3 separate regions of the Homo sapiens genome follow, and regions 1 and 3 are each linked to region 2. A link is an interaction called in ENCODE POLR2A ChIA-PET data of the cell type or tissue named here. Cell type or tissue: CD4-positive, alpha-beta T cell. All regions are shown on one strand. Each heading gives the region's core, and the rest is flanking DNA. Links, peaks and the distances in the headings are about the cores only. Region 1 overlaps FBXO11 (F-box protein 11). Region 2 overlaps FOXN2 (forkhead box N2). Region 3 overlaps FBXO11 (F-box protein 11).

Region 1 (10,906 bases), core at 1,694-9,693, 480 kb after region 2:
TGGAGATTTTCGGGATTTGTTACTGCAGCTTAAACTAGCCTATCTGACTGATACTGCACTGTACCAATAAAGAGAGGAGAGAATAATGAAATTAAGTAATTAAAGCAATTAATTAAATGAAGCAATGTTAGACAAAATCTGGAACCTGGGAGCAATTAGATTTTTAGTTTTCAGGTAGCTTATTTATAAGTTGTGAGTATCATCAGAGGGCCTTAATTCTTAGATATTGCAACTCTGTTTTTGAGTACATATAAAAGATGCCAGAGAACACAAAACATTTTGCAGAGTCAGAACAGTGTTCATATTTAAAAGTAGTCTGAAGATGATCAAGGCTCATCATGGAGAATCCTGGCTGTTATCAAAGTATGTTTGGAGGGTGGGTATTTTTTCTCAAAGTGACATGCAGCTGAAAGGTTTTAGGAAAACTTGCTAGCATAGGCCGGGCGCAGTGGCTCACGCCTGTAATCCCAGCACTTTGGGAGGCCGAGGTGGGCAGATCACGAGGTCAGGAGATCGAGACCATCCTGGCCAACATGGTGAAACCTCATCTCTACTAAAAATATAAACATTAGCTGGTCATGGTGGTGCGCGCCTGTAATCCTAGCTACTCGGGAGGCTGAGGCAGGAGAATCGCTTGAACCCGAGAGGCGGAGTTTGCAGTGAGCTTAGATCACGCCACTGTACTCCAGCCTGGCGACAGAGCAAGACTCCGTCTCAAAAGAAAAAAAAAAAAACAAACTTGCTAGCGTAGATATGTGTAACAGAACACATCATTTTGGGACGCAGTTTTTTAGTGCTGGAAGAACTTTTAGATACCCTGTAACACAGCACCCTCATTTTGTAGATGTTGTATGTTATAAAAGATGAGATAGAGTGTATTTGAATTACCTGCTTTCCACGTTATTTTTGGGTTTTGAATCATTTTTATTTCCCTTTCCCACTTTTTTTTTTTTTTTTTTTTTTGAAGCAGAAGGGGTCTGACTTGTCCAGGCTGAAGTGCAGTGGCAAGATCCTAGGTCACTGCAGCCTCAAACTCCTGGGCTCAGGAGTTCCTCCTGCTTCAGCCTTTCAAGTAGCTGCTACAGTTGTGTGCCACCATGCCCAGCCAATTTTTTTTCGGTAGAGATGGGAGTCTTGCTATGTTGCCCAGATTGGTCTTGAACTCCTGGCTGCAAGTGATTCTTCCTGCCTCAGCCTCCCAACGTGCTGGGATTATAGGCATGAGCCACTGTACCTGACCCCAGCTAATGTTTTTAAAAGTATCTTTGCTGATTATTTGTTTTTCCTTTGTTTCCTTCTTTCTCCCTTTATCATAGTTAATCCTCACAGTGGTTCTCAGAAGTAAATATTTTTCTGCCATTTTACCCATGTGGAAACTGAGGCTCAATGAGGCTGAGTGTCTGCCCACAATCATATAGCTAAGTATTGGGGCTGGTATTTGAACACATTTTGTTGACTCTAATAATATCCCATGTTGTTTCCACCAGTGTCTTAAATTTATTTAAGATTTTTACACAAATGTAGAGTGTTTTTACTTTGTATGACTATTAATTAAAATTAGATCTGCCAGAGTGACAGGAAACCCAAAACAACAGTTGTTTAACAAGATAGAAGTTTATTCCTCTCTGTTGTGATGAAAGTCTACAGGTAAGCATCTAGAGTTGGTATGAAGGCTCCACTATGACATTAGGGACCTAGGCCCCTGTTTTATTTATTAGTCTGCAGTCTGTAAACACAGCCTTTATGGTTCAAACTATTTGTTCACTCTCCAACATTCTTTCTAGCAGGAAGCAGAAAGGGTGAAGAAGGGCCTTCTTTCTTTCTTTTAGAACATATCTCAGAAGTCATACAGGACACCTGTAGCCCATTGGCCATGTAGCCCATTGGCCAAAACCTAGTCAGATGGCCAACTCAGTAATAAGAGCAGCTGAGAAATGTGAGCTTTATTCAAGATGTTCATCTGTGCAGGTTAAAATCTGGGTTCTATCACCGAAGGGGTAAATAGATTTGGGGTGATAGCAGTTTCTGTCACAAAGATACAATCAGGTTCTGCTGCAGTTTGTTTATTGATGGGTATTTATTGAGCACTTATTACCTGCCAGACACTGTGGTTCATGTATATCTACAATTAACACAACTCTGTTAATTCCTGTGGAAACAGGAAACAGTTCAGGAAATTTTTAGTTTAAGAAAATTTTACTCTATAAATAGGTTTAAACTAACAAGCGCCCAGGTGTTTTGTTTGTACACGTAGAATGAAAGTCTTGTCAAGTGTTACACTAATATTTTACTTAAAGTATTGTTGGCAAATAAATGAGGAAAGAGTGTTCTTGTCTCACATAACAAATAGACTATTATAATACATGTTGATTCATTTAGTAGAAGTAAATTTCAAGGCTTTGCTTCTTTTCAATTCTGTCACTTGATGTGGGTGAAAATACCTAATTCATAGATATGTCATTGCCCTAGTGAGTAAGTTAGTGATTTACCTGACCTCTGTGGACTTTTATTCATCTTGACAGAGCCTCTATTGTTTGTTTATAACATAAATAATTTATTAAATCTAGTCTCTTATTTACCATTATTTAATCTAGATTCTTGTTTATTTTTGTCTTTTTTGTGAGATGGAGTTTTACTCTTGTCGTCCAGCCTGGAGTGCAGTGGTGAGATCTTGGCTCACTGCAACCTCTGCCTCCCGGGTTCAAGCAATTCTCCTGCCTCAGCCTCCCGAGTAGCTGAGATTACAGGCATGCACCACCACACCAGGCTAATTTTGTATTTTTAGTAGAGATGGGGTTTTGCCATGTTGGCCAGGCTGGTCTTGAACTCCTGACCTCAGGTGATCTGCCTGCCCTGGCCTCCCAAACTGCTGGGATTACAGGCGTGAGCCACCACGCCCAGCCAATTCCTGTCTTTAATTATGAGTTGTTCAAAGGTAGTTTCTGTCTCTTTCATTATATGTTTTCTCATGAAATACCGTGAGTACTTAATAAATGCTTTTTTATATTTAATGAATAGGAACATTTAATTAGGAGGGATTCTGTTTAACTACCATAGTTATGTTAGTCTTATAACTGTGAAGATCAATGAAGTCACATGCCTTTGTAAACATGACCAAATTACCAGCTTTTTAATGGAAATAAATTAAAAATTCCAGCACATATGCCGTATTGTAACTTGACTACCATTTTGTTCAAAATAGCAAAACCCTAAATCCAGCTTTAGATTTATTGATTTGTCTTTATGGGGTTTTGGTTTTTTTTTTTTTGAGACAGAGTCTCACTCTGTCTCCCAGGTTGGAGTGCATTGGCACAATCTTGGCTCACTGCAACCTCCACCTCCAGGGTTCAAGCAATTCTCCTGCCTCAACCTCCCAATTAGCTGGGATTACAGGCATGTGCCACCATACCCAGCTTATTTTTATATTTTTAGTAGATATGTGGTTCCACCCTGTTAGCCAGGCTGGTCTCAAACTCCTGACTTCAAGTGATCTGCCCACCGTAGGCAGGGATTATAGGCATGAGCCACCGCACCCGGCCTTTGTGTTCTAGAGGAGGATGCTATATTTCTTCAGATTTAACCAATTCCTTGAAAAACTGTTATGCCATAACCCCAAAATATTAGGTCTAGTGAGAACTAGGGGAAACTTTTGAAATAAAGTTACCACTTTTATTTAGGTACTTCATAAATTAGGAGCTGTCTGTAGACCCTTTCTTTAAAGAAGAGTTTATTAAACTAATGCCTTTATGATTTGATTATAGGTTTCGCTTAAGTTTTCTTTAGCTGTGTTGTTTCAGAGCCATGTAAACGAGCTGTTTAAGAGCACTTGTAGACATTAAAGTATATTTTTATTTAATTCTGTTTCTCTGTTGGCCTGAAAGCAGAATATCTTTTATAAAATCAACTAGTGATTATTCCTAACAAGAAAGTGTAAATAGAATTCTAATTTAATAATTAGCTCATTAGCTCTCCTATAGCATTTTTAACTTGAGACTACTATATGTTGAGCTAACCTAACAACAATGTTTTGGTTTTATTTTCTATATTGAAATAGATTTGAAGGCAAGGGGAAAACTTTTGTTTCGTTTTGTTTTGTGTGTGTATGGTGGTTTTTTTTGTTTTGTTTTTGTTTTTTTGTTTTTTTTTTTTTTTTGAGACACAGTTTTACGCTTGTCACCCAGGCTGGAGTGTGATGGCGCGATCTCAGCTCACTGCAACTTTCACTTCCGGGGTTCAAGCGATTCTCCTGCCTTAGCCTCCCAAGTAGCTGGGATTACAAGCATGCGCCACCACACCCAGCTAATTTTTGTACTTTTAGTAGAGATGGGGTTTCACCATGTTGGTCAGGCTGGTCTCAAACTCCTGACCTCAGGTGATCTGTCCACCTCAGCCTCCGAAAGTGCTGGGATTACAGGTGTGAGCCACCACGCCCGGCTGAAAACGTTTTTGAAGCTGCTGTAAGTCTTTGGGCTAATTGTTCTTAGATTTGTTATAGTTATTATACAGCATTTATGTACTTGTACTGTGGTGATCACTGCTAAAAGATGATCCAGAGAGAGAATTATACATTGTGCATATTTTGAGATTTGCACTTACATTTTTATGATTAAACATTTGCCCTTTTAGCCAAGCGTGGTGGCACAATAGTCCTAGCTGCTCTGGAAGGCTGAAGCAGGAGGATTGTTTGAGCCCAGGAGTTCAAGACCAGTCTGGGCAACATAGCAAGACATTATCTCTTAAAAAAATAAAAAATAAAAAGTTTGCCTCACAGATTAGATTTTGATTCTTATTTTCATTTTCCTTTCCAGTTCTTCATATCACCCGCCCTTTGTTTCATTTCTTTTGAATTTCAGGCTATTACTGCTCTAGTCCCAATGGCTTTCAACCCTGGTTATGTATCTTGAACAGCGGAGCTTTTTCAAATTTCAAGATGCTTTTGGATGTAACTTAAATCTGATTTAAATTGGCTTAAACTATAAGAAAACTGGCCAGGCACGATGGCTCACACCTGTGTAGTCCCAGCACTTTGGGAGGCCGAAACAGGCAGATCACTTGAGGTCAAGCGTTTGAGACCAGCCTGGCCAACATGGTGAAACCCCATCTCTATTAAAAATAAAAAATAAAAAAAATTAGCCAGGCATGGTAGCGTGCGCCCGTAATCCCAGCCACTCGGGAGGCTGTGGCAGGAGAATCACCTGAACCTGGGAGGCAGAGGTCATAGTGAGCTGAGACTGTGCCACTGCACTCCAGCCTGGGCAACAGAAACAGAGCAAGATTCTATCTCAAGAAAAAAAAAAAAAACTTAACCTTACATGACAAGAAGTTTTGTGTTTGATTTTCTGCTGTTGTCTTAGCTGTGCCCTATTCATTGTGCCAACATGGGCCTTAGGTTAGTTCTCCTTAAGGACCTAGGATGGCTGCCTTCTGTAAATAATGCATCCGTCATCCTTGTTTGTATCTATCAGGAAAAAAGAGAGAAGGACGTCTCTTTCCCAGAAGCCAAAACCAAGCAAGTTAACTTCTTGTGTCTCATTGGGCCACATTGGCTTGGACCTGCCAATCCTAGGGTATGGAGTCACCATAAATGGGCTGGGTGCTGTGGTTCACTTCTGTAATCCCAGCACTTCAGGAGGCTGAGATGGGAGGATTGCTTGAGCCCAGAAATTCAAGACCAGTCAGGGCAATACAGCAAGACACCATCTCTCCAAAAAAAATTTTTTTAATTAGCTGGGCATGGTGGTATGCACCTGTGGGCTCAGCTACTTGGGAGGCTGAGGTGGAAGGATCACTTGAGCCCAGGAGATCGAGGCTGCAGTGAGCCATGATTGTGCCACTGCACTTCTGCCTGAGCAACAGAGCAAGATCTTGTCTCAAAAAAAAAAAAAAAAAAGGTCAGACTATTCATATGGGATAGAATGAATATTATGAAGTCAATTACAATATCTACTCCATAGGAAGTGTGGATGTATATGTTTTTACAAGATACATAAGTGTACACAGTGTACAACTAAGTTTGAGGACGGCTACACTTCCCAGTTTAAGACTTAAAAATAGGGGAAGGCCAGGCGTGGTGGTTCATGCCTGTAATTCCAGCACTTTGGGAGGCCGTGGCGGGTGGATCACCTGAGGTTGGGAGTTCGAAACCAGCCTAACCAACATGGAGAAACCCCATCTCTACTAAAAATACAAACTTAGCTGGACGTAGTGACTTTACTAAAAATGCAAACCCAGCTACTCCAGAGGCTGAGGCAGGAGAATCACTTGAACCCGGGAGGTGGAGGTTGCAGTGAGCCGAGATTGCGCCATTGCACTCCAGCCTGGGCAACGAGAGTGAAACTCCGTCTCAAAAAAAAAAAAAAAAAAAATAGGGGAAAACAACTGATTTTTTTTTTTTCCTATTTTCCAGTGGAACACAGTTATTCTATGTGACTGGTTTGACTTTCTTTCTCTCTCTCTCCTGCAGGGAAAAGTTTTGATTAGCCTTAGTTAATAACCCAGGGTAGGCTGGGCGTGGTGGCTCACGCATGTAATTCTAGCACTTTGGGAGGCCGAGGCAGGTGGATTTTCTGAGTTCAGGAGTTCGAGACCAGCCTGGGCAACACAGTGAAACCCTGTCTCTACTAAAATACAATTAGCTGGGCGTGGTGGCATGCACCTGTAGTCCCAGCTACTTGGGATGCTAAGGCAGGAGAATTGCTTGAACCTGGGAGGCGGAGGTTTCAGTGGGCCGAGATTGTGCCACTGCGCTCCACTCTGGGCGACAGAGCCAGACTCTGTCTCCAAAAAAAAAAAAAAAAATCCAGGGTAAAATAATTCTTAAGGCTAAGGATTGAAAACTTACATTCATAATTGTTGTTTAAATTTATTAGCTAGCCATGTGAAATATAGCCAATTTCTCATGCCCTGGCTGTTGGAGATTCTTTGGTTCTGTGCTCTCTGGCAAATGAGTTAGCTAGTCAGGGCACAGTGATAAAAATGAGTAGTTTAACTATTTGGAATAAAGTGCCCAGCAGTTTCATTTAACACTAAGAAACAGAAGCAATAAAGACTTCTGAGCAGCATAGCATAGTTCTAAAACCCATGTTCTTTCTTGGAAAAAACCTCTTAAGCTCTCATTTAGTGCCCGTTTACTCTTACTTTAAAAACAGACATGTCTCCTAAGCTTATTTTATCGGTTTATCAGAGAAGAGAGGATTTTATAGTTAGCCCATGGACAGCTAGAAACAGCAACATGACAGCAAGAAAGGGGGGAAAATCTATGAACTTTTCATGAGAATCTCAAACTAAGCATTTAGGATAACTTATTCTAGAAAATAGCTTGGTACTGATAAATGGGGCCTCAATCTCAGGTCTCATCCTAGCACAAAAAAATAGACTATTTCATGATCCTAATGATTATCTTATAATATGAAAGTATTAATATTATTTTAAGAATATCCTTGTCTTAAAAGACAACATAATTGGGTTTGGAAATATTTTTAATCAAAATGATTAAAGTTAAAATTCTGTTTCAGTGCTTGAAGGGTGTAAACCCCCCAGCTACCTTGAAAGCGTAACTGTGAAAACACTTTGAGGGCTGCAAATAAGAAAGACAAGAGTAAAGCTTCAGCTGTTTGTATACAAGGGATTGGAAGAGAATCTTTCTTGAGGTCTCATCCATTTATGGAAATATACTCTTTTTGTGTATGTATGTAAATCATCTAGAGCCTGTTACTTTTAAATCTTTGCCAAGTTTTTCCCAACCTCTCTTCACAGCACCAATCGGTGAAATTAGTTTAATCTTTTTTTAAAAAATCCTCCAAGACATCTGAAATTGAATTCAGTCTTAACTCCAATATCATGATAAAAGCGAACCATTGACTTTGGCACAAGTTCTCTAAATCCTTAATTTTTTTTCATTTTTTATTTTTGTATTTTAATATTTTGAACTCTGGATGATCTTCAGATTAGTTGGGTACATTTTATTGTAGTGTTTCTGCTTATACATCGCATCCTAGAATCAAGAAAGGAAATACGTATCTCTGAAGAGTGGCTTTAAATTACCTGTATTGCTCATTAGTTCTGTTAGTGCCATTAAGAGTTGAAGTAAATGTTGATATGAATTCCTTTAATTTTATAGCTATTAATACTTTTTCTTTTCTTTTCTTTTCTTTTTTTTTTTTTTTTTGGAGACAGAGTTTTGCTCAGTCGCCCAGGCTGGAGTGCAGAGTGGCGCGATCTCTGCTCACTGCGACCTCCGCCTCCCGGATTCAAGCCATTCTCCTGCCTCAGCCTCCTGAGTAGCTGGGATTACAGGCGCGGGCTACCACGCCCAGCTAATTTTTGTATTTTTAGTAGAGACGGGGTTTCACCATGTTGACCTGGTCTTGAACTCCTGACCTCGTGATCCAACCGTCTTGGCCTCCCAAGGTGCTGGCATTACAGGCATAAGCCACTGCGCCCGACCCTTTTTCTAGATAAGTCAGTTCAGGTTTTTGCATTTGTATTATGTTTTTCATTTTTCTTTTCTTTTTTTTTTTTTTTTTTTGAGGCAGAGTCTCACTCTGTTGCCCAGGCTGGAGAGCAATGACATGATTTCAGCTCACTGCAACCTCTGCCTCCCAGGTTCAGGGGATTCTCCTGCCTCAGCCTCCTGAATAGCTGGAATTACAGGCATGTGCTACCATGCCCAGCTAATTTTTGTATTTTTAGTAGAGACGGGGATACACCATGATGGCCAGGTTGGTCTTGAGCTCGTGACTTCAGGTGATCTGCCCACCTTGGCCTCCCAAAGTGCTGGGATTACAGGCGTGAGTCACCACGCCTGGCCTGTATTATGTTTTTCATTAAGTACTCATGCTTTAGAACATTGTTATTGACATCAGTCTGTAGATTTACTACATGAAAACTTGGATAAGTGGGCTGGGCACGGTGGCTCACGCCTGTAATCCCAGCACTTTGGGAGGCCGAGGTGGGTGGACCACCTGAGGTCAGGAGCTCAAGACCAGCCTGGCCAACATGGCGAAACCTTGGGAGACAGAGGTTGCAGTGAACTGAGATCACGCCACTGCACTCCAGCCTGAGCAACAGAGTGAGGCTCCGCCTCAAAAAAATAAAAATAAAACTTGGATAATTTGTATTTTTTTTTCTAGTTTACGCTCTTTTATAGTGACCCAAGGCAATGATTTTTTTAAAAAGATATTTTGGCGCCATCTGCTGTTCTTTAATGCGATATTTCATCTACTTTGGTAAAGATTTGAAATATATGTATGTGTGTGTGTATATATATATATTTGCCCATATAAAGGACAAAATAATGGCGATTTTTAAAAGTCTGCTGCGTCTGCCTTATGATTCTTGTATTTCCAGCTGCAAAGGCTGTCTTGTAATTTTGATGGTAAGAAACAGGCTTGCCTAAAAAATATTTCTGTAGTCCTGCGTCTGCCAGTTTTGTATATTCATTCAATGACTTTGAGTTCCTGAAGACTTCCTTCTCGAGTTTACTGTGACTTCTCGTGACAAAGCTCCTGAGTTAGCTTTGCTCATTTGTTAATGTCCCTTCTCTCTGAACATGTAGTTTTTCATGTTTCATGGTCTGTCCTTATCTTACCCCTAAACCACATCCCTATCCCTGCTATGAAATCTACCCCCCATGATTATTTTTATTGATTTTCTAAGCTTCTATGTAGATCAGTTGTACTGCAGATACAGCATCTTATTTTATATTTGTAGTCTTTACTTGTCTCACATGATCTGGTTGCATATATAGTATAGCTATATGTATGTCTGTATGAGACCATAAAATTTCTGGCCAGGTGTGGTGGCTCACGACTATAATCCCAACACTTTGGGAGGCTGAGGCAGGAGGATCACTTGAAGCCAAGAGTTTGAGACCAGCCTGGGCAACAAAACAAAACCCTGTCTCTGCTGATTTAAAAAAAAAAATACCTTCTTGCTCATTAATGGCTGTGTATATCTTTTCTCTCCAAACAAATGGTGTGTTGTTTGTTTATGGGGCAGTTTGTATACTGATTTTATAATCTCTAGTAAATCCACATGCACTGTTAGGTATGCAGACTTGGAAATCTGGTGCCCTAATTAAAAGAATTGTGTGCAAAGTAAAGATCCTGAGTGGTGAACTTTGACTAAAGTAGATGAGTTTCTGTGCATAAATAGTGTAATGTCTATATTGGCTGCTCAGAGTTTATCCCATTATCACATTTAAACATTGTCTATTGATTTCTGCTGTGATGGTCTACATACAACATTCTTACCATCCAACTCATCCCAGTATAGCTTTAAATCATATACTTAAAGCTTAATTTTATGTTTCTTCAACTTGGATAATATCTGTAGACTCCGTCCTTTGTATTACGACATTCGTGGTTCTTGCCTTTTACATTGTACTGTTTCAGTTCTACATTTTCATTATCACAGTTGATAATATAATTATCCTATTGTTAGTGAAGTTTTCTTCATTGATTTATATGTAGGTTGATTGTTGAAGTTAAAAAGTAAATGTTCACCTTACGAATATGGACATTTTACCTCTATAGTGCTGAATATGTGCTAAAATTATGTTTTGTTCTCCACTAACTGATACAACTGTCCGTAGGCCACTCAAAAGATTATTTCTAGCTGTTTTGATGGATTCTTTTTTACATACCACTTACAGCCTTTTATGTCCTCAAGTTTTTCCAAGTTTCCTACTATCTAATCTATAACTTTTTTTCAAGGACATTTCATTCCCAGAGCCCTCTTCCAATGTATACTGGTTTCTTTGGACCTATTTTATACCCTTTATCATGGGATTCCTTCTCTTTGTTGCTTTCCTGAGATAGTCCATTAATTGCTGCATACCGTGTCTTCCTCTTTTGGTGTTTACACCTTAGTTTTGCTGAAATATGTCTTCAAGTAATTTCTTAAG
Region 2 (10,906 bases), core at 1,177-9,176:
CACTAAATTTATCATTAGCTAAATTAAATTCACTATAAGTTATCATTTCTTTTTAAAATCCCAGTACTTTTAAACTCTGCATTCTATATCATCTCAAGTACTGACATTTCAAGGCTGGCATTCTCTTAGTAAGGTATGAACTGTCCCTGTACTTTCAAGGAGAGCGAAAAATAGCTGTTACTATTCTTTTTTCATTTCTATTTTCTCAAATTATTTTTGTTTTGCACTTTAAACACCCTTCTATTCAAAAACTTTATCATGAGACAATAACAGACCAGAGAAGAAAGCAACAGGCTAATGTGCTATTTAATTAATTTTCAATGGCTCATAAAGATAACTCATTTCTAAATTCAGTGAAAAACCGACTATTATCCTATTCAACCCACTTATGCTTGTGTAACTGAAATAATTGGGGGGGGGGGGTACCTCCAGAGTTTGTTTTGCTTAAGACATAGATGGCAGGTTACTTCAAGAATTCTGAAAACCGGCTAATTTTATTTCTACTTTTTATGTCAGTTATGTAAAAGAGAAAACTAGTTAATTTTAGATGTAGAACAGTTTATCTGGATTCTGGGAGCTACCACCAGAAGTAGTTAGCCTCAGAGCACTCCATTAGCAACAGCCTTAGATAATACTTTAGTGCCCAGGCATTGTGCTAAACAATTTACATATGATATCTCAATTAACTGTCAATTAAACCCTATAAGGTAGGCACTATTATTAATTCAACTTTATTGATGAGGAAAATTAATCAGAGAGGTTAAGCGTAAGTGGAACTGTCAGAATTTAAATCCAGGCAGACTGACTCCAGAAACAAAACTCTAACCACAATATGTGCTGGCAACAGTATGTACACAACACCCATGAGCACCAATGACTCAAATCCTATTCATTTTAAATCTTAACAGCATTCTTTCCATATCCAGTTCTTATCTCTCTCCTGTGCACCCATAACTTGAAACATCACAACACTGTAAAAAGGAAAAGATCAAACGATAACGGATTTGGTTTCTGTTTCAATCTCTTATGAAAACCACACATAAATAAACATTCACATATATGAGCACACAATGTATTTCAGAACTGATATCCTGTACTATGTAAGTGACCAAATTATTCATTTTATCAAAGTCTCTCTATTCATAGAGACTTAAAAACATGACGAATGAGAATTGAATAATGTCTTGCTTCCTTAAAAAACAAACAAAAAACCACTCTTTAGTGTACCCAGTGTTCAGTTAAAGAAGGGAGTGATTAATTTCTAATGTCTCACTTTTGCCTTGTCACTTAAATCTCCATCTATCTTCCATTACATCTAGAAATTAGAAAGTACCAAACAGCAGTGGCTAACATTTGCTGAGATTTTACTACATTACAGATTCTATGTCATAGGCTTTAAAATGCATCATCTCTACTTACTCTGAACTACTCCTTAGTTCAATAAATGCCCTTCCTTTCCAACTGTGAATTCCATGAGGAGGCAAGAGTCTTTTTTTTTTTTTAAAGAGACAGGGTCTCACTCCGTCACCCAGGCTGTAGTACAGTGGCGATATCATGGTTCACTGTAACCTCCACCTCCTGGGTTCAAGCGATCCTCCTGCCCCAGCCTCCCAAGTAGCTGGGACTACAGGCACACACCATGCCCAGCTAATTTTTAAATTTTTTTTATAGAAACAGAGTCTTGCTATGGTTGCCCAGGCTGGTCTCAAACAATTGGCCTCAAGCAATCCTCCTGCCTCAGCTTCCCAAAGTGTTGGGATTACAGGCATGAGCCACCATGCCTAGCTGGGATAAGAGTTTTTTACTTTTGCATTCCTAATGAATCTTTTCAAAATGTTGAGTATGAGTAGACACTCAAATCATAATTATTTCAGATGGAAATGAACTCATAATACAAATTATTTGTCTATTCTGCAAAAAGGTGCACTAACTGCCTTGAAGAGTTAATTTATTTTGGAAATGAATCCTTAATGGTAGGAAACATCCTAAATGGTAACAATAAAAAAAACTGAAATTCATTGTTAATAAGGAAATGGAAATGAAGTAAGCCATTTCCCTAAGGTTCTAAAGCTAATAAAAAGTGGAGCCAAAATTATAAACGAGGCTAAGTTCAATATTCAAATTTCTGGCCATTAGAGTCACTCTCAATCGCTCAAGAAACTTGAATTTTTATCAATACTACTTAAAACAGAAATAGTGAGTTTTATTAACGTAACATACTCAAAAATCAGTCTCCTGATAACTATTGACTAAATTTTCTCATAAGTAATTTAAATGGTTGCAAGTATGTTATTCCTCTGAATTACAAGTTTACAAAAAAATTTCATTAAGATGTAAAGAAATAGTATGGCAGCAAAATATGCCAAAGAGTTACAGAGTGTTAATCCAAGCAAAGTTTAAAAACCAAGTATTGACATTATTAAAAACCAAGTGCTGACATTATCTTAGTAAGGTTTGAACTGTCATTGTGTTTTCAAGAAGGAAAAAAAGCCGTTTATAAACTATCCTTATAGAACACTTTAGAGCACTATCCACTTAGATGAGATCAGGCATGTTCAGGGTGCTATGACCGTAGACAGAGCACTATCCATTTGGAACACCAAGTCCACCACAATGGATAAACAGGCAAATGATCTTTTCTCACATATTAAATACAAATAGCAAACAAATACATAAATTAAAAAATTATATAAAAAACTTATTTTAAAAAATATAAAATAAACAATTTTGGGCAAGGACCTAGGGCCATTTCGGAAAGCTAAATGGAAATGTGTATCACGAATTATTAAAAATTTCATTCTTTGACCCAACAATTCCAAATGTGTCACTTTTGTGAAATAATCTTATGTAGGGAAAAAGATATTCCCTTCCCAACCCACGATGTGTGGAGGGACACACAGATATTCATCCAAGAATTATTAAAGATAATGGAAAACTATAAACAACTTACATTTTCTATAACAGAGAAATGGTAAACTAAAGCCCAACTATTCAATCTAATATTTAGTAGCCATTAAAAATTACTGACTTGAAGAATGTGAATAAATTAAAAAGCTTATAAAAACCAGTGAAAAAGTAAAAAATACATACAAAAAAGAAAACGGTGATTTATATTACTAATTTTTGTCTTTGTTGTTCTATTTCCCAATTTTTCTTTAATGTGCTTATTATTTTTATAGTTTAAAATTAAAACAATAAGCTCAAGGGAGAAAAGGCTGTACTACATTATTTTTAGATGTAGTATTTCCATTTCACACACAAAAATCAAATCTTAAAAAGGTCATGGACTTATCAGAGAGCTCAAGTCAAAAACAGAAGCCACCTCTTATATTCTTAGTACAGCTTGTTCTGTTACAAACCTTTTCCATAACACGAATTAGCCCATTGGTAAATAAGGGAATGATTTTAGTATAATGTAAGTCATATTGGTTTGTACATGATTCTTCTCAGCCTATGTTTTTGTACTACCAAACAACAACAGCTGAACCCGAAATAGGCTAACACAGTGGAAAGCAGCAAGCTGCTGAAAAGACAGTACGGTACACAATTCTCATTCAACCCATGTTCTTCCTCTTGGCACAGCTTGGCCACATGCTCTTTCTTGGAAGTGTTTAATGAGCTCTTCTTTCCAAATCTTTATGCATTTTACCCTGGCATCCATCATCCTGTAGCTTCAACCCTTCCTTGCACAGTGTTCATGTTCTTTTTAAAATCCTAAACTGACCATATTACTTGTTTGTGACAAATTTCATATATGTTTTAATATATTCTAGTATTCTCATTAAGATTTATTTTTGTTAGCATTCTGGTTACAAAGCTGCATATTTTTCACTTTTGAGTGAGTTGGCCCATCAGCTGTGCACAATTTTAGTGTGTTCAGGAATATATAAATATGCAATATTACTACAAAAAGATCTGTATATTTCACAATAAAATCAAGAAAACTTTCTATTTTATTTATTTTAAAAATTATAGTCTTATGAGAAACTACATCTTAAAATGAAATGAAAACATTCACTAGCACAGCATTAATAATATGCATGGTCAGTTTGCTTCATAAAGCCAAATGCATAAATAAAAGGAAACCTGGGCCTATGATGTAACATTTCTTTTTATTACTCCTTTAAGAACAGTATTTCAATGAACCACATAAAATTGTGATACATAACAAATATTACTCAAAAAAAAGGCCAAAATAGTATGATGTGGGATTTAAAAAATGTATTCTAATTTTTAGGAGTATAACTAGCTTAATCCAAGTAATTAATACAACCACTAATAAACGAATTTCTAAGCCAAGACACTGCTATCCAAAAAAGTAGATAAATGTACTATACACTTTAGCAAAGTACACATTTGTGTTAAGGCTCCCATCTTCTACATTCTAAAAAAGAAAAAAAATTATTCACGAGGAGAATTTTAAAAGTGGAGAGTTCAAGCTTTGTGCAGTAGCAGTATCGTAGCCAATGAGGTTTATCTGAGTGCAATTATTGCTAATTGGAAACTTTTCCCAATACCCCACTGCAATTACTTGCGATATAGTCAGCACTGGCAATTTTTGACAGTCTCTATGGAGACATCAATAAATAAATAAATAAAATAAGAAAAATGAATAAAAATAAAAGTGGAGAGTTCAAACCAACCCAGTACAATCACTCTGGAACCCATCTAGAGCTTGACTGTGTGCCTGCCATGGCGGTATCTTGAGAAGAAGGCTTCGGATTTAAATGTACTATTTTTTTTTTCACAGTTGTGCAGCTCATGCATCTCCTAAGGTGTCTAACAGAGATTTGCACATCTGCATATTACGTTCAATGTTATAGTGATATCCTACTCTAGGATAAGAAATATAAAATTATGTATTGGAATTCTCTGATCATTTCCCAAAAGGTCATAGGAGAGCATTTTTGCTTAGGTTGGTATTAACATTGGTAAGAGAGAAATGCTTCAGAGACTACATAAGAAAAGGGAAACAAAGCCACAGAATTTTCAGCATTACCTAAAACATAATATGCTGCATTACAGAGAATTAGATGTGTCACAGTGATAGCCATTTTTGCCCAAAATAACTAAGAAACCTACTAAACACAAAATGTTGATTTAACCAATCAGAATTTTGACTTACTTTTCCACACTTTTAACTGATTAAAGACCGAGTTAACAAAAGGTTTTTTCTTTATACTTTTCCCAGATGTTAGAATCCTTAAACATTACTTAGCCTTCCACATTTAAACATCACATAAAATTAAATTATATGGAAGACATTCTGAGACTTGTTTTTTCCCCCATCGAATTCATTAACATTATTGTAGCAGTAATTCATTTTTACAGAGACTAGTATTCCATTTTATGAATATTCAATAATTTCTTATACTTTTAAGGAACATTTAATTGTTTATGTTTGGGGCTATTACAAGTACTACTGTTATAGAAGTCTTTGTTCATATCACCTGGTATACAAGTGTCAGAAATTTCTCTTGAGTATACATCTAAAAGTTGAACATATGTCAAGAAGTAGAATTATTTGGTCACAGAATAGCCTTCAACTTTAATTGATGACAAACTGCTTACCAAAAAATGCTGAATCAGTTACCACTAACCAGGAGTGTATATACCAAATGCTTCATGTACTTGCCAAAATTGTTTTTGCCAATCTGATGACTACTGTATTAGTCCGTTTCTACACTGCTAGAGGGACATATCCGAGACTGGGTAACTTATAATGGAAAGAGGTTTAATTGGCTCATAGTTTTGCATGGCTGGGGAGGCCTCAGGAAACTTACAATCATGGCAGAAGGGGAAGCAAAAATGTCCTTCTTCACATGGTGGCAGGAGAGAGAAGTGCTGAGCAAACTGGGGAAAAGCCCCTTATAAAACCACCAGATCTTGTGAGAACTCACTATCACAAGAACAGCTTGAAGGGACCACCCCCATGATCTAATCACCTCCCACAAGGCCCCTTCTCAACACTTGGGGATTACAATTCGGATTACAATTAAAGATGAGATCTGGGTGGGGACTCAGAGCCAGACCATATCAACTCTGAAACTGCATCTCCTTGCAGTTTTAATTTGCATTTCCCAGGCTAGTAACAGGGCAGAAGACCTTTTTATTCATTCATATATATCTGTATATGGATATATAGAATATGAATGTATAGATATATATGAACATATAGCTATGAATATATATCTATACATATGCCATTTGGATTTATTCTTCCATAAAGTATCTATTGAAGCCTTGTGCCCATTTTTTTATGGGTTTTCTTAATGATTTGTAATGTTTGGATACTAATAACTTATATGTGATGCAAATATCTTTCCCCAGTAGATGACTTGTCTTTTCAATCTCTTTATTGGTTGCTTTTAGTAAGAAATTTCTTTACTTTCATATGGTAGAATTTATTAACCCTTTTCTTTATGGTCTACAGTTTGTTTTATAATTTTTGCCTTTTACATTTAAATCTTCAACTCACCAAAAATGTATACATGTATTTTTTATCCAATTTCATCTTTCACATATAAACATAAAATTGTTCCAGCACCATTTATTAAAAATTTCAGGCCAGGCGCGGTGGCTCATGCCTGTAATCTCAGCACTTTGGGAGGCAGAGGCGGGCGGATCATGAGGTCAGGAGATTGAGACCATCCTGACTAGCACGGTGAAACCCCCTCTACTAAAAATACAGAAAATTAGCTGGGCCTGGTGGCGAGCGGCTGTGGTCCCGGCTGCTGGGGAGGCTGAGGCAGGAGAATGGCGTGAACCCAGGAGGCGGAGCTTGTAGTGAGCTGAGATCGCGCCACTGCACTCCAGCCTGGGCGACAGAGCAAGATTCCGAGATTCCGTCTCAAAAAAAAAAAAATGGCATCCTTCCTGTTAGGAGAACCTATCCACCATCAGTCCTTAGCATCCCTGCACACTCTCACCTGTTAAGAATGCAAGGCCTTTTATCTGGGCCATTTCTCAGTTTTTTGTTTGCTGCAAGCAAACCTGAGGTATGATTTAACATCTCCTACTAAAGAACAGGCCAACTTCCAGCATTTCTTCTCTGATCGATGAGATATCGAGAAAACTTTTTTTAGTTTCCATGTGATAAAGGAAGTTTTTTTGTGTTACCTATTTCTAACTTAACTGAGTTGGTATTATAACAGTGTATAGGGTATCAATTCTCTGAAATTTGTTGAAACTTGTTTCATGGCCCAGTACATGATTAATTTTCATAATGATTCATTTGATGTTTCTATGGTGCATGGATGAAATATATGTCCATTGGATGAAGCTTGTTAATCGCACTGTTTAAATTTTCTGTATTCCTACTAATCTTTTTTTGGGGTCTGCTTTCTATATCAAATACTAAGGCAGATATATTACAATCTCCTGCTATACTGGAAAAACTTTTCAATTTTTTCCTTGTACATCTGTTAATTTTTTGCTTTATTTTGTGGCTATGGTTATTAATTGCATGTAACTTTAAAACATATATATTCCTGCCAAATTAGCCATTTCCCATTATGTATCAATTCTTTTTGTCTTTAAGTCTATTTGAAATTATATACTAGCTTTCTTTCCATTAATATTAGTCAGGCAGCAGCCTAAGTGTCCATCAACGAAAGAAATGGATGTGGTGCATATACACACGAAAAAGAATGAGATCAGGCCAGGCGTGGTGGCTCACACCTGTAATCCCAGCACTTTGGGAGGCAGAGGTGGGCGGGTCATTTGAGATCAGGAGTTCAAAACCAGCCTGGCCAACATGGTGAAACCCCATCTGTACCAAAAAAAAACCCCACAAAAATTAGTGGGGCATGGTGGTGTGCACCTGTGGTCCCAGCTACTTTGGGAGGATGAGGCAAGAGAATTGCTTGAACCCGGGAAGTGGAGGTTACAGCGAGCTGAGATCACACCACTACACACCAGCCTAAGCAACAAAGGGAGACAACTCCGTCTCACTTTAAAAAAAAAAAAAAAAGAGATCCAATCATATGCAACAACATGGATGGAACTGGAGATCATGTTAAGTGAAATAAGCCAGACACAGAAAGACAAACGTCGCATGTTCTCACTTATTCATAGAATCTAAAAATCAAATGAATTGAAATCATGAACGTCTAAGAGTAGAAGGATAGTTACTAGAGGCTGGGAAAGGTAGTGGAGGATTAGTGGGAGGGAGGTGGGGGTGGTTAATGAGTACAAAAAAAAAAAAAAGTGAATAAGACCTACTATTTGATAGCACAATAGGGTGACTATAGTCAATAATAACTTATTTGTATATTTTTAAATAACTTAAAGAATGTAATTAGATTATCTGTAACTCAAAGGATAAATGCTTGAAATGATGGATACCCCATTTTCCAGGATGTGCTTATTTCACATTGCATACCTGTATCAAAACATCTCACGTACCCCATAAATATATACACCTACTATGTACACACTAAAATTAAAAAAAAAATTGCCAGGTGTATGTTTTTCCATCATTTTACTTTCAACATTTTCCTTTGTTTCCTTGTAGTCTCTATCCTAAACCCCATATACATGAATATTGTTTTTAAAGGCATACATGTATTTGGATTTACTTCTACCATCCTTTTTGGTATCCTGCTCTTTCCATGTTAATTTTTCTCTTTCTTTTTTTGCCTTCTTTGGAATGATTCTTTTTTCTCATTCCATTTTTTTTAATCCTCTACTAGTGTGGAAATTATATACATATTTCTATCACTGAAATGTCACCTTATAAATTTTGATATATACTTCTAAAAATCCAGTTATCTTTAGTCTGCTCGTAAATAAATAAATATATATACACACACACACACACACACACATATACATATATATATATTTTTTTTTTTGGAAACTGAGGCTTGCTCTGTCACCCAGGCTGGAGTGCAGTGGCACAATCTCAGCTCAAAGCAACCTCCCCCTCCCAGGTTCAAGCGATTCTCCTGCCTCGGCCTCCTGAGTAGCTGAGACTACAGGCGTGCACCACCACACCCGGCTTTTTTAAAAAAATATTTTTGGTAGACACTGGGTTTCACCATGTTGGCCAGGCTGGTCTTGAACTCCTGACCTCAAGTGATCTGCCCACCTCGGCCTCCCAAAGTGCTGGTATCACAGGCGTGAGCCACCGTGCCAAGCAACAATAAAAAGTCCTTTAAATGCTAGCTCCAATCACCTTCTCCTGGTTTATAATACAGCTTTTTATTTTTTATTTTATTATTTTTTTTTTTTTTGAGACAGAGTCTTGCTCTGTCGCCCAGGCTGGAGTGCGGTGGTGCGATGTTCACTCACTGCAAGCTCTGCCCCCTGGGTTCATGCCATTCTCCTGCCTCAGCCTCCCGAGGAGCTGGGACTATAGGCGCCTGCCACCACGCCTGGCTAACTTTTTTCTATTCTTAGTAGAGATGGGGTTTCGCCGTGTTCACCAGGATGGTCTCTATTTCCTGACCTCATGATCCGCCTGCCTCAGCCTCCCAAAGTGCTGGGATTACAGGCGTGAGCCACCGTGCCCAGCCAATATAGCTTTTTCTTAACTTCATAAGATGCTATTATTATTTATGGAGTCCACTTTTATTCACCTATATAATTGTCACCGTCTTTGATCATTTCTTCTTAAATCTCAGATTTTCTACTTCTGATCATTTACTTCTGCTTAAAAAATAGTCTGTCACTGAACTTTCACATTTTATTTGTATGAACATGTTTTTGCTATAGAATTCTACGCTGTTATTTTGTCTTGCATATCATTTCATAGTCCACTACTATTTCCATTACTGTTATCGAAACCTGAATATTCCTTTGGAGGTAATCTGTCTTTTCTCTTAAAAATGTTCCCTTTATTAACCTCTTTTATATTTTCCAATTTCTTGTCTATCTTGTGGTCTAAATTTCTTAAGATTTACCTTTCATTATGCTAACTTTTCAACAGCATATTTGCTTTTATACCTATCCACTGAATTTTAATTTCAATTACTATTTTCATTTCTAAAACTTCTGGTTCCTTTTCAACATGTTTGCTCTTTTCTTCATTTTTAAGCCTGTTACTGAACATATTAAACGTATTTGTTTTCTATTTTACATCTGATAATTCCAAAACGTGAACTATTTGCACATCTGACTCAAATGATTCTCTTATATTGTGCCTTTTTCCTTGGATGGCCTGTAATTTTTATTATAAGCCACTTATTTTCATTAGAACTTTACCAATGGGAATTCTTTGATAATGATGATTATATGTTAGGTTTTATCAGGCCCTTGGGAGTAGTAACAGCCCAGGATCATTTTAAATTCTTAAGGTTTAGTGTGAATTTATGCTGCAAACTAGTGTGAGAGCTGGTTTGTGGTAGCACATTTTCAGTGACATTTTTTCGATTTGCAGTAATATTCTAGAAGAAAATTTCTCTGTAGAAACCCTGGGGGCATAAAGGGAAATAATTTCTATATCACTCTTATAAAGGTACAGTACAATGGGGCTCCAAATTAATGAGGAAGACTATTTCCTGCTAAATGCTCCATCTTGACTGGGTCTAGGCTTTGCTTCCTGATCCCTGAGCCCCACAAAGCCATGAACAGAGAAGCTCACCTGATTTGGCAAATATCCTCAAAGCAATAGCCAGATTCAGAATTCAGCCTGGCCTAAGTACTCTCCCCTTTGCGCCAGAGCACTGATGCATTTAAGATTTTATTTTATCCAGCATTTTAGGTTGTTTTCAGCAGAAAGCTGAAGGTACTTGGTACCTTGATCCAGGTACGTGGTTCACCATGCTGCTGGAAACAGATGTTTACATTAGTTTCTGATGACAACGTCACTAAAGTACATTATCCTTTATTTTAGCACATAATTTCTTATGTTTTCCTTTCTCCCTCAGCACACTTGAGAAGTCTGACATACTTCTAACAAGAG
Region 3 (10,906 bases), core at 937-8,936, 490 kb after region 2:
GTTGCAGTCAGCCAAGATCGTGCCACTGCACTGTAGCCTGGGTGACAGAGCAAGACTCCATCTCAAAAAAAAAAAAAATTCTTCAAATTAAACATTTCCAAAAGGTTTATGTCCTGTTCCATGGTATTCTTTTATAGGCTAATATACTCCTAATAAATATATCCAATATTATTTAGCAAAATTAATTGTATAACAGAGATTAAGAGTAGGGGGCTCTGGAGCTTACCCATGTGATTTAAAATTCTGCCTCTGCTGCTTAATACTGTGTGACCTAGTGTGAGTTGCCTAACCTCTCTTTGCCTGGTTTCCTCATCAATAACATAGGAATAATAATATGTCCCTTATGAAGTTGATGCAAGGATTCAATGAGTTGATACACGTATAAAACACTTGAAACAGTAGTGCCTGTACATGTAGGTTTTCAGTAAGTGTTAGGTACACTGTTAGCAGTAGTGGCACTATTTATTTGAATTACTATCATTATTATCATCCATCATCATTTGTATTGATACAATAAAGTTTTAAAAGACACCCAAATTACTTAGTAGTGAAAAGTAAAAATAAAAACATCATATCTAGAGTCCATTGACTTAAAAATTATTTTGCTACCATTTATTGGCTTTCTAACCTTAAGCATTTCACTTAACTTTAATGGCCTGAACTGCCTGTCAGTAGAACAAATTAATACCTTTCTTGTCGGGTGATTACTTGATTTGTAAAAAACATTACTAGAAATCATGTTGCAGTACCACAAATTATAGTCAAAGTATGGGACTGGTAAAGAGCTGATGATGCTGAGCCCCCTCTCCATCCTTTTCTCTCTCTGGTGAGGTCCGTTTTTCTTCTTTCAATAAAATGGTTGCTGGCCAGACGCAGTGGCTCATACCTGTAATCCCAGCACTTTGGGAGGCCGAGGCAGGTGGATCACCTTAGGTCAGGAGTTCGAGACCACCCTGGCCAACATGGCGAAACCCCGTCTCTACTAAAAATACAAAAATTAGCCGGGTGTGGTGGCAGGTGCCTGTAATCCCAGCTATTCGGGAGGCTGAGGCAGGAGGATTGCTTGAAGCAGGTGTGGAGGTTGCAGTGAGCCAAGATAGTGCCATTGCACTCCAACCTGGGCAACAGAGCAAGACTCAGCCTCAAAAAAAAAAAAAAAAAAAATTGGTTGCTTGATACAGAGACTACTATTAGCATGGCCCCTGCCCAAGATAGACGCACAAATTTGTAAAGCATTCTGTATTAAAAAAAGTTGTTTCTTGTGTGAATTCACAAAGGAAAGGTTAAGGATTTAATGCTTATAAGAATATAGCCATATTTTCATTTTGCTTTTCATACTTCACTCTTGCTCTTAAACTCCTTGCCCATAAACTAAAGACATTTCTAGAAATTTCTAAATATTATGTGAAAATACATTAGGGACAGGCTAAATTGTTTTCTTTTAAACTGTGTGCGTATGACGATTTGTGTGTCCTGTTTTATACTTTTATAACACCTGTGTGTGTCCTTGGTATGGCACTTACTATATTGCTTTATTTGTTTACATATCTCACTCCCCTACTAGAACAGTTCCCTCAGTGATGGACCTTCATATTCACAATGACTAGCAAACAGATGAAAATTAATAGGCCAGGCGCGGTGGCTCACACCTGTAATCCCAGCACTTTGGGAAGCTGAGGTGGGTGGAGCATGAGGTCAGGAATTCGAGACCAGCCTGGCCAGCATAGTGAAACCCCATCTCTACTAAATACAAAAATTAGCCACGCGTGGTAAAAATACAAAATTAGTAGTCCCAGCTACTTGGGAGGCTGAGGCAGGAGAATCGCTTGAACCTGGCAGGCAGAGGTTGTGGTAAGCCGAGATCACACCACTGCACTCCAGCCTGTGCAACAGAATGAGACTCTGTCTCAAAAAAAGAAAAGAAAAGAAAAAATTAATAGCATTTAGTTAATAACGTCTGTGAGTCCAAGGTTAGGCTAAAGCTAGGTTTGACTTAATTTGGGGCTATGGTCATTCTGTTCTTGAATTAATGATATATTTGATAACTCTGGCCATATCAGTTTCTCCTTGGACATAAACACTACTTTTGAATTACATTGTCCAATTGAACTTGGATTGAACTTAAGTATTTTAAATCTTTGGAAGTTACTAACTTTAAAAAATTTTTTCTTGCTTGTTAAAATAGAAAATTATTGTATGTATTTTATGAATTTTGACTCTTAGGAAATATTGAACGTGAAAAACTAGGGGAACAAATATGAGAATGGAAGAAAACATTTTTAAATGTTCCATTCTGGGGAGAGACTATTTTACACTCCTTTTCCCAAAAGCAATGAGAGAAAATGTCTTGGGAGAACAGAACGTGATACATAACAGGAAAGAATTAAAATTTAAGCTATTCTCAAGAGACTTTAATCCTTGAATTAGTAGTTGTCAGTTGGAGATTTTCTTTTAATCAAACTAAAGTTATGAACTTTGGTCAATTCTGGGCCCACAGACATTTTTTACTTATTTTTTAAATTCATTTCAAATTCATGAATCTGTGGACATTTTCTATATAGAGTATTGTTAATTTTGACATCAACAGTTAATAGTCCACTTTACATCATATGGCTGCCTCTCAAAAATTGAATGGCACGTCTACCATGAAACAGTATTGTACCATATGTACATTATGATAGCTATGATAGCTAGTCTATGCTTTCTGACTCCCCATTCCTAGTGTAGTGTATTTTCTGAGTGACAAAATTCTCTTATTTATGTCCAACCCAAATGACTCACTAATGCTTGAGATCTACATATTTAGTTTTATGTTGGGCATTTCCACTTGAATGTCTCACAGGTACCTCAAAACTCAAAATTGAAACCCTTAACTCATCTTTTTTCCCCACCTTCAATCTCCAAAGTCACTGCCTTAGTACATGGCACCACCATCCATTGGATTGCCCAAATCAGTATTAATTTGGTTCCAACCTCTTCTCCACCCCCAGCCCACCATACCCACTCATCAAGTTTTATGAGCTTTATCTTGTATCTCATATATCCATTTCTTCCATATTTATTACTGTAGCCATCTTCCTCTCTGAGTTGTATTGTGCTGTAGCTCCCTTACTCGTCTCCTGCCACCAGTGCTATTCATTTCCAGTTGTTTTTGCATTGTTTGGGTGATCTTCCTAAAACCAAAATCAGAACACATTACTGTTCTTTTTAATACCCTTCAGTGACCATATTTTGTTTTTAAGATAAGGTCTAAATTATTTTAAGTGTTTGTAATAGCCTTTATAATTTGGCCTCTGCTACATAGTATAGCCATACATATGGAGCAGCTGGCAGTTCCTTGATACCTGTGCTGGAGATGAGCACCTTCAGGTCTTCACACACACTATTCCTTCTGCATAACTGACTCTCAGTTGTCATCCATTTCTTAGCTTGGACTTTCTTCAGAAAATCTTACACCAATACCCACATCATCTAAGATTGGATTAGATGTTCTTAAATATTCCCTCAATACTTTCTGCTTAACCTTATCAGCATGTGACACACTGCATTATTACTGCCTGTTTAGTTGTCTGTCTCTTAGGCTCTTGAAGAGCAAATACAATATTCTGTTTGATTGACCTGTGTCACCAATACCTAGCACAGTCCATGGCAAGATTTGGCTTTTGAAGATTGTTACTAAGTAACGAAAATGCACATTTTTTAAGTCATTTTAAGTATAATGATCCTGTGGTGGCAAAAATTCAGTGTAAGAACGTATGTGTGTTAATAACTGAATACATTAATGGAAGTATTATGTAACAGTATCCTAAATAAATAATTTTAAAATGTAACTATAAAATCAGAAACATTTGCTTACAGCAAGTCAAGCTTTTAAAAAGTTTTTTTAATTATAACTTTACTTTTGGGATCTCTATTATAAAATATTTAAATTTTAAGTAAACCATGTAACTTTATAAGTATTTAAATTTTATCTTGATTTCCATTTGTGAATTTTTTTAGCAGTTAGAGAAAAGCTGTGGTAGTTTCCAACTGTGTTAGAAACAGTTGTCAAGTGTGGTTCCTTTACGCCATGAGACTGGGAGCTGTTTCTAAACACAAAGTTGTTAGTCGCACAGATTTGCCTAAGTTTCCAATCTGATCTGTGACTATGGGTAAGTAAATTGGAATTTGTGTATTTGTGGGGAAAAAAACTTCTGTCAATTAAATTCCATAAACTACTCTTAACTTTATAACCTAAAATGTGTAGACTTTAAACCCCAGCCAATCAATAGTATAATTTTTTGCAAACTTTCAAGGTAAAGGGTATATAAAAAGGTATTCTGCTAGGCTCAGAATAAATAGAGTCAAGACAGTTAGGAATCTTATTTGAATCCTAAAATAAATTTTCAGTGCTACATTTATTATCAAAGATGTCAGAGATTATTTTTTAATTAAAGAAACATGTTTATTTTCCAGAAGACTTTACTTATTTCTGTGGTTCCTATTAATAGTGAAGATTGTAGTGTATTTATAGCATAGGATTTGTAGTAAAATCTAGAAATTATAAAATAAATTTTGATATTATATATGTGTGTGCAAATAGCATACTTTTAAATTGCGTATTAACTTTTTATCCTTTAAGACAGTGGTCCCCAACCTTTTTTGGCACCAATGACTGGTTTTATGGAAGACAGTTTTTCCACGGACTCAGAGGGGTGGGTGGTTTCAGGATGAAACTGTTCACCTCAGATCATCAGACATGCACCACATAATTAGATTCTCATAAGAAGTGCACAACCTAGATCCCTCGCATGTGCAGTTCACAATAGGGTTCACACTCCTATGAGAATCTAATGCTGTGGCTGATCTGACAGGAGGCGGAGCTCAGGCAGTATTGCTTGGTCGCCTACCACTCACCTCCTGGGTGGCCCAGTTCCTAACTGGCCCCGGGGTTGGGGATCTCTGCTTTAAGAGAACTGATAAAGGTTTAGTGAAAGATATATATGTGTGTGTGTGTTTGGTTGTTTTTTTGTTTGTTTGTTTGTTTTTTTGAGATGGGGTCTCGCTCTGTCGCCCAGGCTGGAGTGCAGTGGTGCGATCTCAGCTCACTGCAAGCTCCACCTCCCGGGTTCACAGCATTCTCCTGCCTCAGCCTCCCGAGTAGCTGGGACTACAAGCACCCGTCACCACGCCCGGCTAATTTTTTGTATTTTTAGTAGAGATGGGGTTTCACCGTGTTAGCCAGGATGGTCTCAATCTCCTGACCTCATGATCCACCCGCCTCAGCCTCCCAAAGTGCTGGGATTACAGGCATGAGCACTGTGCCTGGCCATATGTGTGTGTTTTTATATACACACACAGTCTGTCTAACACAGTCACGCACCACATAACAATGTTTTCATCAACAACAGACTGTATATGATGGTGGTCCCAAAAAATTATGATACCATATTTTGTTTATTTGTTCGTTTGAGACAGAGTCTCGCTCTGTCACCCAGGCTGGAGTGCAGTGGGTGTGATCTTGGCTTACTGCAACCTCCTGGGTTCAAGCGGTTCTCCTGCCTTAGCCTCCTGAGTAGCTGGGACTACAGGCGTATGCCACCATGCCTTGCTAATTTTTGTATTTTTGGTAGAGACAGAGTTTCACCATGTTGACCAGGCTGGTCCCAAACTCCAGACCTCAAATGATCCTCCCGTCTTGGCCTCCCAAAGTGCTGGGATTACAGGCGTGAGCCACCACACCCAGCCATGATACTATATTTTTACTGTACCTTTTTACTTTCTTTAGATAGGCAGTTATTTACCATTGTGTTACAATTGTCTACAGTGTTCAGTACAGTACAGTAACATGCTGCACAGGCTTACAGCCTAGGAACAGTAGGCTATACCATTATAGCCTAAGTGCTTAATTTCTTTTTGTTTGTTTGTTTGAGACAGAGTCTCACTCTGTCACTCAGGCTGGAGTGCAGTTGCACAATGTCGGCTCACTGCAGTCTACACCTTTCAGGTTCAAGCAATTCTCCTGGCTCAGCCTCCTGAGTAGCTGGGATTACAGGTGTCCACCACCACACCTGGCTGATTTCTTTTATTTTTAGTAGAGATAGGGTTTCACCATGTTGGCCAGGCTGGTCTTGAACTCCTGGCCTCAGATGAAGTGCCTCCTTGGCCTCCTAAAGTGCAGGGATTACAGATGTGAGCCACCACGACCAGCCTTCTCAGAACGTATTCTTGTCTTTAAGTGATAAGTGACTGTATGTGTCTGCATTGTCCAATTAAGGGTAGCCACTAGCTGCATGTGGCTTTTGAGCACTTGAAATATGCCTAGTCTGAATAGAGGCATGCTGTGTTACACATACGTACTATTTTCAAAGATTTAGTATGAAAAAAATGTAAATTATCTCAGTAATAATTTTATATTTACATATTGAAATGATATATTTCAGATTTAATATGTTAAGTATATTAAAATTTCACTGTTTTATTTTTTAATGCAGCTAAATTACATATGTGGATTGCGTTCTATTTCTGGTGGACATTTCTGGTCTAGAACATTTTTTCTAACTAAATTTTTCTGTGAATTATAGTTAAAATTGAACATTTTTGGTAGAGGGTTATTTTTAAGTCTTTGATTACAACTTGACAATCATTGGCATAATATTCTATTAGATATAAAAATGAAAACCATAAAATTAAAAAAAAATTTTTTTTTGAAACAGTTTCGTTTTTGTTGCCCAGGCTGGAGTGCAATGGCATGATCTCCGCTCATCGCAGCCGCCTTCTTCCAGGTTCAAGCAATTCTCCTGCCTCATCCTCCTGAGTAGCTGGGATTACAGGCATGCGCCACCAAACCTGGCTAATTTTGTATTTTTAGTAGAGACGGAGTTTCTCCATGTTGGCCAGGCTGGTCTAGAACTCCCAACCTCAGATGATCTGCCCGCCTGGGCCTCCTAAAGTGCTGGGATTTACAGGCATGAGCCACCACGCCTGGCCAAAATTATTTTAAGGTCTTGCTTTTAGACTTGTTGGCACAAAACCATAACTAATCCATGATTTCGTGTTTCTTGGGTTGGAGCCAGTTTGCCGCATCTATCATGGATCGTTGGCTTTATTCATTTTTATTTAATGTAACAAATATTTTTTGTTTCATGTATGCTAAGTCTGTTTTGGGGGAATACTTCTCCATAATTTCAGGAGGGGACAAAAAATAATGGATCTACATGTAAATGCATTTGTGGATTTGGATGTTGGAAGGAAGTTAAGGCAGTTCTTGTTTGGTTTTTTTTTTTCCTGTAAAGTAGGAGATAAGCCACCACTAGTGATGGCTTCTACGAAGAACTCCCTGAATTGAGTAAAATTAAAGGGTTCTCCATTGATGGGAATCAGTATTTATTGAGTACTGATTGGGCACCAAGCTAAACACTGAAGAATATAAAAGAGGGCACCCTTGTTACCCTGCCTCGCCCTCAGAGCTTATAATTTTGTTAGGGAAATATGGCATATAATAAAAAAAGTAAGTATAACATAAGGCAGCTAAGGTATAGTAAGGTATATACGGTATATATTCAGTACTACAGGAGTTCAAAAGATGAAGCGAACCCAAATGACTAGAGATTTCTTTTAAGCTTTCTGTTTTGCTGCTTATCACAGTAGTAGCCAACTTATCTTCCCAGAATGATCCCTTTTTAAGTAACTTCTGGCACTGTACTTGATTCTCAGAACAGTCAGTAGTAATTTAATATGAGAACTATGTAGAAATTAGCACATATTCTTCAGCGCAGAGTTCAAAACAGTGATTTTATAACTCATGAGCACTTCAGGACAGTGTTTACAAGTGGGAAGTTGAGATTTCTGTGGTATTCATGACTTAAATCATGTAGCTTCTTGAATTTATTTGCTGTACATTTTAGGATGCAAATGAATTAATTAGCACCTTCTCTTTCCTGTTAGGACCTCTGAATTCCTTACTTTTCAGTCTTTACTATTTGCTGTGTCTTTGGTGAGAAGCAAAGGATTCCAGGGTGGGGTGGGTGGGTGTCTGTAGTAATAAGGTCCACAGATTTTAAGAAGGTGAAGGTGAGGAAAGGAGGAGGGAGTTGTATAGGATGAAAAGTTTGAGAATGTACTTTTGAGTGTTGTAGAATTGGACTGACTACTGAAGGAAATGGCAAACAAGCTGATAGAGACATTAACCCACATGCATGCATACTACAAACATATCAAAATGAAATATGTAATAAGGGCTGGGCACAGTGGCTCATGCCTGTAATCCCAGCACTTTGGGAGGCCAAGTTAGGCGGATCACTTGAGCTCAGGAGTTTGAGACCCATCCTTGGCAACATGGCAAAACCATGTCTCTACAGAAATACAAAAATTAGCCAGGCATGGTGGCGTGCACACCTGTAAACTGAGGTGGGAGAATTGCTTGAGCCAGGGAAACGGAGGTTGCAGTGAGTCGAGATCCCACCACTGCACTCCAGCCGGGTGACAGAGTGAGACCCTGTCTCAAAAACAAAACGAACAAAAGAAATACGCATTAAGAACAAAACTATAAACATATAACTAAACTTTTAAGGAAGGAAAGAAGAGGAGGAAAATTCATAGGTATCAGAAATCAGAGAAATAAAATCAGAACAGTAAGCGGGAGCTAGTGTTGCTGTATATAGCACAGGGGGCTTTTGGTCCTGCATATGTTCTAAGGGGTCTGGGGTTGAATTTTATTGCACATATGGGGATAGGATATATGGCCTTGGGCCTTTTCAAAATATATCTGAAACAAAGACCCAGGCATGTGGCCTAGAGCCTGAAATAACTTCCCTAATTACGCATAGAGATTAGAAAAAGTGCCCACTAGTCAAATGCTCACTCAAGAACAAAGTCAATGACAGAACAATCTAAGAGAGAATATAAAATGTGAGTGAAATGATTGAAGGGATAAAAGAAGGAAATGAAGCAATGAGGTAATAGATCAGTGTGAAAAAGAAACAGTAAAACTTGGAAAAAATTAACTTTTAGAAATTAAAAATATAATCATGGAAATTGGCAGTAGATGGGTTAAATTACAGATTAGACAGATACTCTTGCCTTGGCTGAAAAGCAAAAGTCTAGCAATAAATGGTTAAGAATAAGCAAATCTAGGCCAGGCACAGTGGCTCATGCCTGTAATCCCAGCACTTTGGGAGGCTGAGGCAGGCAGATACCTTGAGGTCAGGAGTTCGAGACCATCCTGGCCAACATAGTGAAACCCCGTCTCTATTAAAAATACAAAAATTAGCCGGGCGTAGTGGCGCGTGCCTGTAATCCCAGCTACTCGGAAGGCTGAGGTGGGAGAATAGCTTGAACCCAGGAGGCAGAGGTTGCAGTGAGCCGAGATCACGCCATTGCACTCCAACCTGGGCAACAGAGCAAGACTCATCTCAAAAAAGAAGAAGAAGAAGAAGAAGCAGCAGCAAATCTAAAATGTAATCCATAAAAGTAAGAAATTGAAAATAAAGGATTTAAAAAATACTAGACTGACACAAACCAAAACAGAAAGCTGATAGACCAAAAATAGATTTGTAAGGCAGAAAGCATTGTTAGTGATGAAGAAAGCCATTACATAATGAAGATGATGAAGAAAGCCATTAATTACATAATGAAGAATGGAATAATTCACCAGGAAGAAATAGTTATCTTGAATCTGTGTGTCCAAATAATATTGTCTCAAAGCACATAAAGCAAAAATTTGCAGGCAAAAAAAAAAAAAAGATTAACTACAAATATGGTGGGAGATTTCAGCACATTTCCTTCAGAAGCCAATGAATAAACCACCACCACCCTCAACAAAAGTGAAAAAATGTAAGCATAGAGACTATTTGAACAACACAATTAACAAGCTAGATCTTTTTAGACATGTTTAAACCCTACTCTAAAAATTAGTGTTGATGTTCCTTTCAAGCACACATAGGACGTTTACTGGTCATATTATTAATATACAAACATTTATAGAATTACACATATTAGACCTCAAAGGGAGAGAGTTCCACAAATGCCTAGGCGTATCATACTGGCTGCTTTTTGTGATTCCTGCAGTACATGGAAAATTTACAAGCTGGGCACATTGACTCACAGCTATAATAATCTCATCACTTTGGGAGGCCATGGCAGGAGGATCACTTGAGCTCAGCAGTTTTGAGACTAGCCTGCACAACATGGTGAGACCTTGTGTCTACAAAAAAAAGTTGTTTTTAATTAGCCAGGTGTGGTGGTTCACATCTGCAGTTCCAGCTGTTCGAGAGGCCAAGGTGGGAGGGCTGCTTGAGCCCAGGAGATACAGGCTGCAGTAAGCCATGATTGTGCCACTGTATTCCAGCCTGGGTGACAAAGTGAGACCCTGTATCTTTTTTTTTTTTTTTTTTTAAAGAAAAATTTACTTGTTTTTCCAAGTTTCATTTGAAAGTGATGTTAATCGAATAATATTTAAATGAAATAATAGTAATTGAAATACTTCTTGAACTCTGCATATGAGCCCAGGCATACTGTGTGTTTTACATATATTTAAGTTTTTAGCAGCTTTCAATTATAACATACTCTTATCTTTAATAGATGAGAAAATGTAGGCTTAAAAATGTTAATTTACACCCAAGGTTAGCTGACTGGAAATCTCTACTTTTAAATATTACACTTTTACAAACTCTCCCCCCTTTTTATACCTTTGTTATTATGAAATATAGCTAGGTAGAGAAACCTACATAAAACACAAATACACAGCTTGTTGAGTTATTATTAAGGTATTATCTTTGTAATACCAACAAGGCAAGAACTAGAACTTTGCCAGCTACTACTAAGCCTTTTATGTTTCCCATTCTAATTATATTCTCCTCCTGCCGGGCGCCGGTGGCTCACGCCTGTAATCCCAGCACTTTGGGAGGCCGAGGCGGGCAGATCACGA

What was found. ChIA-PET counts read pairs that join two places held together with the same protein. Peaks named below come from ENCODE experiments on the same cell type or tissue, not always from the same donor. Only the 100,000 strongest peaks of a DNase experiment are listed, where the experiment ranks them.
Region 1: POLR2A ChIA-PET joins it to region 2 with 5 read pairs; 5 of 35 experiments call an interaction of 5 or more read pairs at or near these places.
Region 3: POLR2A ChIA-PET joins it to region 2 with 6 read pairs; 3 of 35 experiments call an interaction of 5 or more read pairs at or near these places.

The regions. Positions count from the first base shown.
Region 1 is chr2:47,856,303-47,867,208 of GRCh38, reverse strand. All of the region lies in intron 1 of FBXO11 (F-box protein 11), which reads left to right. Among named protein-coding and RNA genes, the nearest start is that of FBXO11, 45 kb to the left of the region's middle. In CD4-positive, alpha-beta T cell, for the core only: CTCF peaks have their summits at 9,000 and 9,200 (motif pointing left); a DNase peak (open chromatin) is centred at 9,188.
Region 2 is chr2:48,334,358-48,345,263 of GRCh38, reverse strand. The region is part of intron 2 of FOXN2 (forkhead box N2); the gene reads right to left. It also overlaps the pseudogene RNU4-49P. Among named protein-coding and RNA genes, the nearest start is that of FOXN2, 25 kb to the right of the region's middle. RefSeq lists a silencer at 918-977. In CD4-positive, alpha-beta T cell, for the core only: no CTCF peak of the experiment used is centred there; a DNase peak (open chromatin) is centred at 5,883; H3K4me3 peaks cover 380 bases; H3K27ac peaks cover 1,226 bases.
Region 3 is chr2:47,842,248-47,853,153 of GRCh38, reverse strand. The region is part of intron 1 of FBXO11 (F-box protein 11); the gene reads left to right. Among named protein-coding and RNA genes, the nearest start is that of FBXO11, 59 kb to the left of the region's middle. In CD4-positive, alpha-beta T cell, for the core only: no CTCF peak of the experiment used is centred there; no DNase peak of the experiment used is centred there.